Regions from separate parts of the Homo sapiens genome. Here region 1 is linked to region 2. A link is a contact called in ENCODE Hi-C or POLR2A ChIA-PET data. All regions are on one chromosome and are shown on one strand. The core of a region is the stretch at or near the end of the contact, and the rest is flanking DNA. Distances in the headings are between cores, read along the strand shown.

The links. Hi-C counts contacts between places; a loop is a spot of excess contacts on that map. ChIA-PET counts read pairs that join two places held with the same protein, here RNA polymerase II (POLR2A). Pooled maps may share reads with other maps.
Region 1: a pooled map shows a loop between it and region 2 (2.2-fold over the local background). The contact joins the enhancer-like site here to the promoter of BCO1 in region 2. A Hi-C loop is called at or near these places in 3 of 168 maps with a recorded cell type or tissue (cardiac septum, heart left ventricle and sigmoid colon) and 9 of 50 pooled maps. POLR2A ChIA-PET finds 5 or more read pairs at or near these places in 7 of 52 experiments (A673, BJ, Caco-2 and 4 more).

The regions. Positions count from the first base shown.
Region 1 is chr16:81,276,527-81,279,226 of GRCh38, reverse strand. The region is part of intron 7 of BCO1 (beta-carotene oxygenase 1); the gene reads right to left. Among named protein-coding and RNA genes, the nearest start is that of GAN, 37 kb to the left of the region's middle. Within about 2 kb of position 1,391, at least 7 of the 41 ENCODE cell types and tissues checked have a DNase peak (open chromatin) inside an H3K27ac peak, as active enhancers do; they include PC-3 and PC-9, where a contact is called at or near this core.
Region 2 is chr16:81,237,266-81,239,965 of GRCh38, reverse strand. It overlaps BCO1 (beta-carotene oxygenase 1), which reads right to left and starts at 1,277. Exons shown (of 11, transcript NM_017429.3): 1 at 994-1,277. The coding sequence starts at 1,057.

The sequences.
Region 1 (2,700 bases), core at 142-2,641, 39 kb before region 2:
GCTCACTGTAGCCTTAAACTCCCAGGCTCAAGTGATCCTTCCACCTCAGCCTCCTGAGTAGCTGGGGGACTACGGGCATGCGTCACCATCCTTGGTTAATTTTTGTATTTTTTGTAGAGACAGGGTCTCACTATGTTGCCCAGCTTGGTCTCGAACTCCTGGGCTCAAGTGATCCTCCTCTCTTGACCTCCCAAAGTGCTGGGATTACAAGCATGAGCCAGTACACCTGGCTCAAAATGGCTTTTATAATTAAAACCAACCTATTTTAGGGATAGCAGCATTTTTGTTGGAGAGCATGAAAAGTTTACTGCAACTTAGCAGCTGAACCGCAAGGGTCCTCGGAAATTTGTTTAATTCAGTCTCGATTTGTAGAAGTAACTGAGGCCTAGAGAAGGAAAGGGACTGGTCCAAAGTCACATGGAGAGAAGCAGACCCTGTGCCTGGGGCCTTTGCATTGATTCTTTGGCCCAGAAGCAAGAGCATTGCTGGTAGAGGGTGAAGGCAGTGCAAAGGCCCTGAGGCTGGTTCTTCCCCAAACCCTGAGGTCTCAGAAGAAACACCCCTTCCCTAACAACTCCATTGGAATCTGCAGTGTCTCCAAGGCACTGGCCCTGAGCTGTAATTATCTCCTTTATGAAGCTCTTTTCCTTATTTTAGCTTGTCTGCCGCATGAAGCCAGGGACCAGATTTTGCTCAGTGCCTGGCACCTAGTGCCCAGGAAGTAATCGCTGAATTAATGAGTGAATGCACAACTCAATAAGCTTTTCTTTGGGCTGTCAAGGGGCAAGACTTGTTTTGCACGGTGGCTGTAAGAATCAAATGAGAGGAAATGCAGAGACAAAGGAGCCCAGCACCTGGCACATCGGTGGCTTCTTAGAAACATTTAGCTGAGTGCGGGGGCTCATGCCTGTAATCCCAGCACTTTGGGAGGCCGAGGTGGGTGGATCATCTGAGGTCAGGAGTTCGAGACCAGCCTGGCTAACATGGTGAAACCCCATCTCTACTCAAAATGTAAAAATTAGCCCTGCGTGGTAGCACATGCCTGTAGTCCCAGCTGCTCAGGAGACTGAGGCAGGAGAATCGCTTGAACCTGGGAGGCGGAGGTTGCAATGAGCCGAGATCGCGTCACTGCACTCCAGCCTGGGCGACAGAGCGAGACTCTGTCTCAAAAAAAAATAAAATAAAATAAACAGAAACTTTCAATGCCTCCACCTCCATGGCTCTGCAAGCTGGTGGGAGGCCCTTCCTGGTACCTTGCTAAGCATGTGACAGCAAGAGACCTCTGGGCACATTCCAGCCTTGATTCTTAGGGAGTTGGTCTGCACAGACATCTTATAACTCCAGCCCCAAACTGGTCGGACTGGTTGAGGAATAAACTGTGAATTTTTCCACACACAGCAATAACAAACATGACTTGGCTGCTTTCAGTGGCCAGCATGCTCAGTTTTAGGAAGACATCACTTTCCAGCCAGAATCCAGCACCATCTTGCAAGCTTACATTGAAATCCCGACACTTAAGGGAACTCTCATAAGAAGCAGTCATCACTGTCATCCCCTAGAATGCTGCCTGCCATATGAAATTCAACGCTGTGGTTTTCCATGCAGATTCGAGCAGACCTCTTTTTCTCAGAGCTAGTTTCCTCCACTGTGTAAAATCGGGGTGGTGATTCATAACTTTTAGTGTGGTGCTGGGTATAAGTGAGGCGGTTTCCACCTGCATCTGAGCATTATGTTAGGATTAAATTAAATAATGGTTGAGAAAAATAGGCTGGTCCAGGGCCACACACATCGTGCAGGCAGACAGGCGTACATTCCAGTTCCAGCTCAAGTCCTGGGGATGATTCTAAAAAGTTGGGCAAGTTACTTTCTCATCTGTAGACGTGGGGGATCATAAATAACTTAGAACATTGTGATGAAGATTAGCAAAGCACTTCACAGCCCCTAAAATTCACAGGAGCCAGGAGGAGAGTACAAGTGGAGGCCCACCAACCTTCTGTCTAAATACACCAAGCAAATTAAGTCCAACACCATCTCTCTCCCTGCCTTGACACGCAGCCCTTCATGATGGCGTGGAACAGGCTGTCCCAAACGGCAATCGCTAGCCATATGTTGCGATTTAAATTTAATTTTATTTTATTTTACTTTTTTTTTTTTTTTTTTTGAGACCGAGTCTCACTCTGTCATCCAGGCGGAATACGGTGGCACGATCTCAGCTCACTGCAACCTCCGCCTCCCGGGTTCGAGCAGTTCCCCTGCCTCAGCTTCCTGAGTAGCTGAGGTTACAGGCATGAGCCACCATGCCTGGCTAAGTTTTGTATTTTTAGTAGAGATGGGGTTTCATCATGTTGGCCAAGCTGGTCTTGAACTCCTGACCTCAAGTGATCTGCCTGGCTTGGCCTCCCAAAGTGCTGGGTTTACACGCGTGAGCCACCATGCCTGGCCTTAAATTTAATTTTAAAATAAGCTTAAGTAAAATTAAAAATTCAATTCCTTAGCTGCACCAGCCACATTTCAAGTGTACAATAACAACTCGTAGTTAGTAGCTACTGTGTTGGACAGACAGAATGTTCCAGCAATGCACTGTGCTGGTCTGAAAGGATGACTGTGAATTGAGAACCCCAGGACTCCTTAGAGTTCTGAGCTGGAATAAGGCAGTCTCTGGCCCTTGGCTCCTTCCTGCCTCATCCCAGGCTCCATCCC
Region 2 (2,700 bases), core at 28-2,527:
GTCCATCTAGCAGATGAAAATGCCTGCAGGCCTGAGCTGACTCAGCTGTTCTTAAAACTGAGCGAGCACCACTCTGGGGACCCGGGAGTCCAGAACCAGGAACTGCCCTTTAGAGTCGAAATGGTACCAGGAAAGTGGCAACTCAAAAGAGGAGGAAAAAGAGATATAAAAGATTAAGCGAAACACAGAGCCTCTAAAGGATAGAAGGTCCTACTCCTATAGGCTCTGCAGGAGCTCACACCTGTGAGTTCCTGAGAGAAAATCACATCAGACTCTGCAATCCCCTGCAAGTGTGCGTGGTGGATGTGCATGCGTGGGAGCTCATGCACGCCCCTCTAAGCATTTTGAAACTAATTTAGAATGCATACATTTGCACAAATACATCATGCATCTGAGACAGGCAGCAGTTTGCAGATTAATCCCATTGTCTATGTACCCACTGGGGCATTCCAATGCTTTTTTCCTGGGAACAGTGAGACTGACTCTCCTCCCTTTGCAAACGGAGTTATAATGTGTAAAAGAATACCTAGATTTTCACAGAAAATGTGTCCCCTCTCTGTACTGTTTTCCAGACTTTCCAAAAGTAATTTACAATTAGTATTACTTATATCATCAGGAAAAAATAGTGTCCATCTAAACACAAGGAAGAAGCCAGGTGCAGTGGCTCACCCCTGTAATCCTAGCACTTTCGGAGGCCGAGGTGGGTGGATCACTTGAGGCTAGGAGTTCGAGACCAGCCTGGCCAACATGCTGAAACCCCGTCTCTACTAAAAACACACAGATTAGCCGGGCTTGGTGGTGGGTGCCTGTAATCTCAGCTACTCGGGAGGCTGTGGTGGGAGGATCGTTTGAACCCAGGAGGCAGAGGTTGCAGTGGGCCGAGATCAAGCCACTGGACTCCAGCCCGGGCGACAGAGCGAGACTCCGCCTCAAAAAAAAAAAAAATAATAAAATAAATAGAAGAAAGAGCCCAGTGTTTATCAGAATGCTCACCTGTCACTTTGGCCCTCACAGGCTCCAGCTGTTCTTTCCTATTCCTGCCAAATATTATATCCATTGCTCAGGGTGCCGAGGGAGATCGATTTTAACAGCAAACAGGTGCTCCTCTGTGTTCACAGGAGATGCTGCTCCCTCCTCCTGCGTTTCCTTCCTGCTCTCCTGCTCCTTCCCTCCTTCACATCTCTGTCTCTCCTGATGCCGTTTCTGCCTTTGCTTTTTCCTTTTTGGCTGGCTCTCACTTGTCCCTCTCCAAGAGCCCTGGATCTCTTTACATTCACAAGGGAAGCTGCGCTGGCGTTACTTATAAGATGTTTGGTTAAAGGTTAATTTCCAAGCCATGTGTCATAGCTAATCTTTAATCCTCTTATTGTTCCCTCAGCTTTCCCTCTCCAGTTTCACTTTTGACTTAACCAAAAAAAAAAAAAAGCTTGCTTCAGACTAGGTTCTAAATAAGCAGAGAGAATTCCGTGCCTGCTGTTATGTTGCCCGACGTAATCCAAGAGCTGGAGTTGTTTATGATCAGAACAAGAAGAGATGCTGGGAATCAGAGGTGCTGGGAATTAGGAGAAACTTGAGCTAAGCTCTGTGATCACTGAATGTCTGCTGCACAGCAGGGAACCCCTTCAGCAGAGACGGGAAAGGTTTTACATTTTGTTTTGTTTTTAGTAAAGGCCCCGATGCTCCCCTCTAATAATCATACATAAAGAGCCACTTAATTCATTATTTTCTTTTTGGAAGAAGGAGACATAAAATGTTTCATGTACCTATTTAAAAAATAACGAACGGGAACCAAAGGCTTTTCTCAGAAACTATAAAGAATAGTAAAAAAGACGGGCCAGGAGTGGTGGCTCATGCCTGTAATCCCAGAACTTTGGGAGGCCATGGTTGGCGGGTCACTTGAGGTCAGGAGTTCGAGACCAGCCTGGCCAACACGGCGAAATCCTGTCTCTACTAAAAATACAAAAATTATCCAGGCGTGGTGGAAGACGCCTGCAATCCCAGATGCTAAGGAGGCTGAGGCAGGAAAATCGCTTGAACCTGTGAGGCAGACATTGCAGTAAGCTGAGATGGCACCACTGCACTCCAGCCTCGGCCACAGAGTGAGACTCTGTCTCAAAAAATAAATAAGTAAACAGAATAGTTAAAAAGAAACTTCAACTTCCTGGCCTATCAAGAGGGCAAAACAATGCCTGAATTTGATCTGAGCTTCCCTATTATTCGTGTATCTTCGTGTGTTGCCATTGCCTGAAATTCGTATTCAACTTGCTATATGCACTGATTGAAGTTAATGAACTCATCTTAACGTATTTTGCTTAAAGAAAGAACCAGTCATTTGCTCTGTGGGTAGAGTAAGAAAAGGCAGTGGCACTGGCCTTTATGCAACCCAGCTGAGAATAATGATGGTCCGGTCTGGGCTGAGAGCACATGCCAGCACCTTGGGCCGTTCATTCCTGACAGCTGTGTGGTCTGGCTGTGCTTCCGCCCTGGCACACATTGGAATCACCTGATTGGCAGTACTAAATGTATCAGTGCTGGGCCTCACTCCAGACCCACTGACGCAGAATCTCTGAAGGTGGATCTCAGCCATCAGTTTTTTTTTTTTATGTTGGCCGGGTGTAGTGGCTCACACCTGTAATCCTAGCACTTTCGGAGGCCAAGGCGGGAGGATCACTTGAGCCCAGGAATTAAGACCAGCCTAGG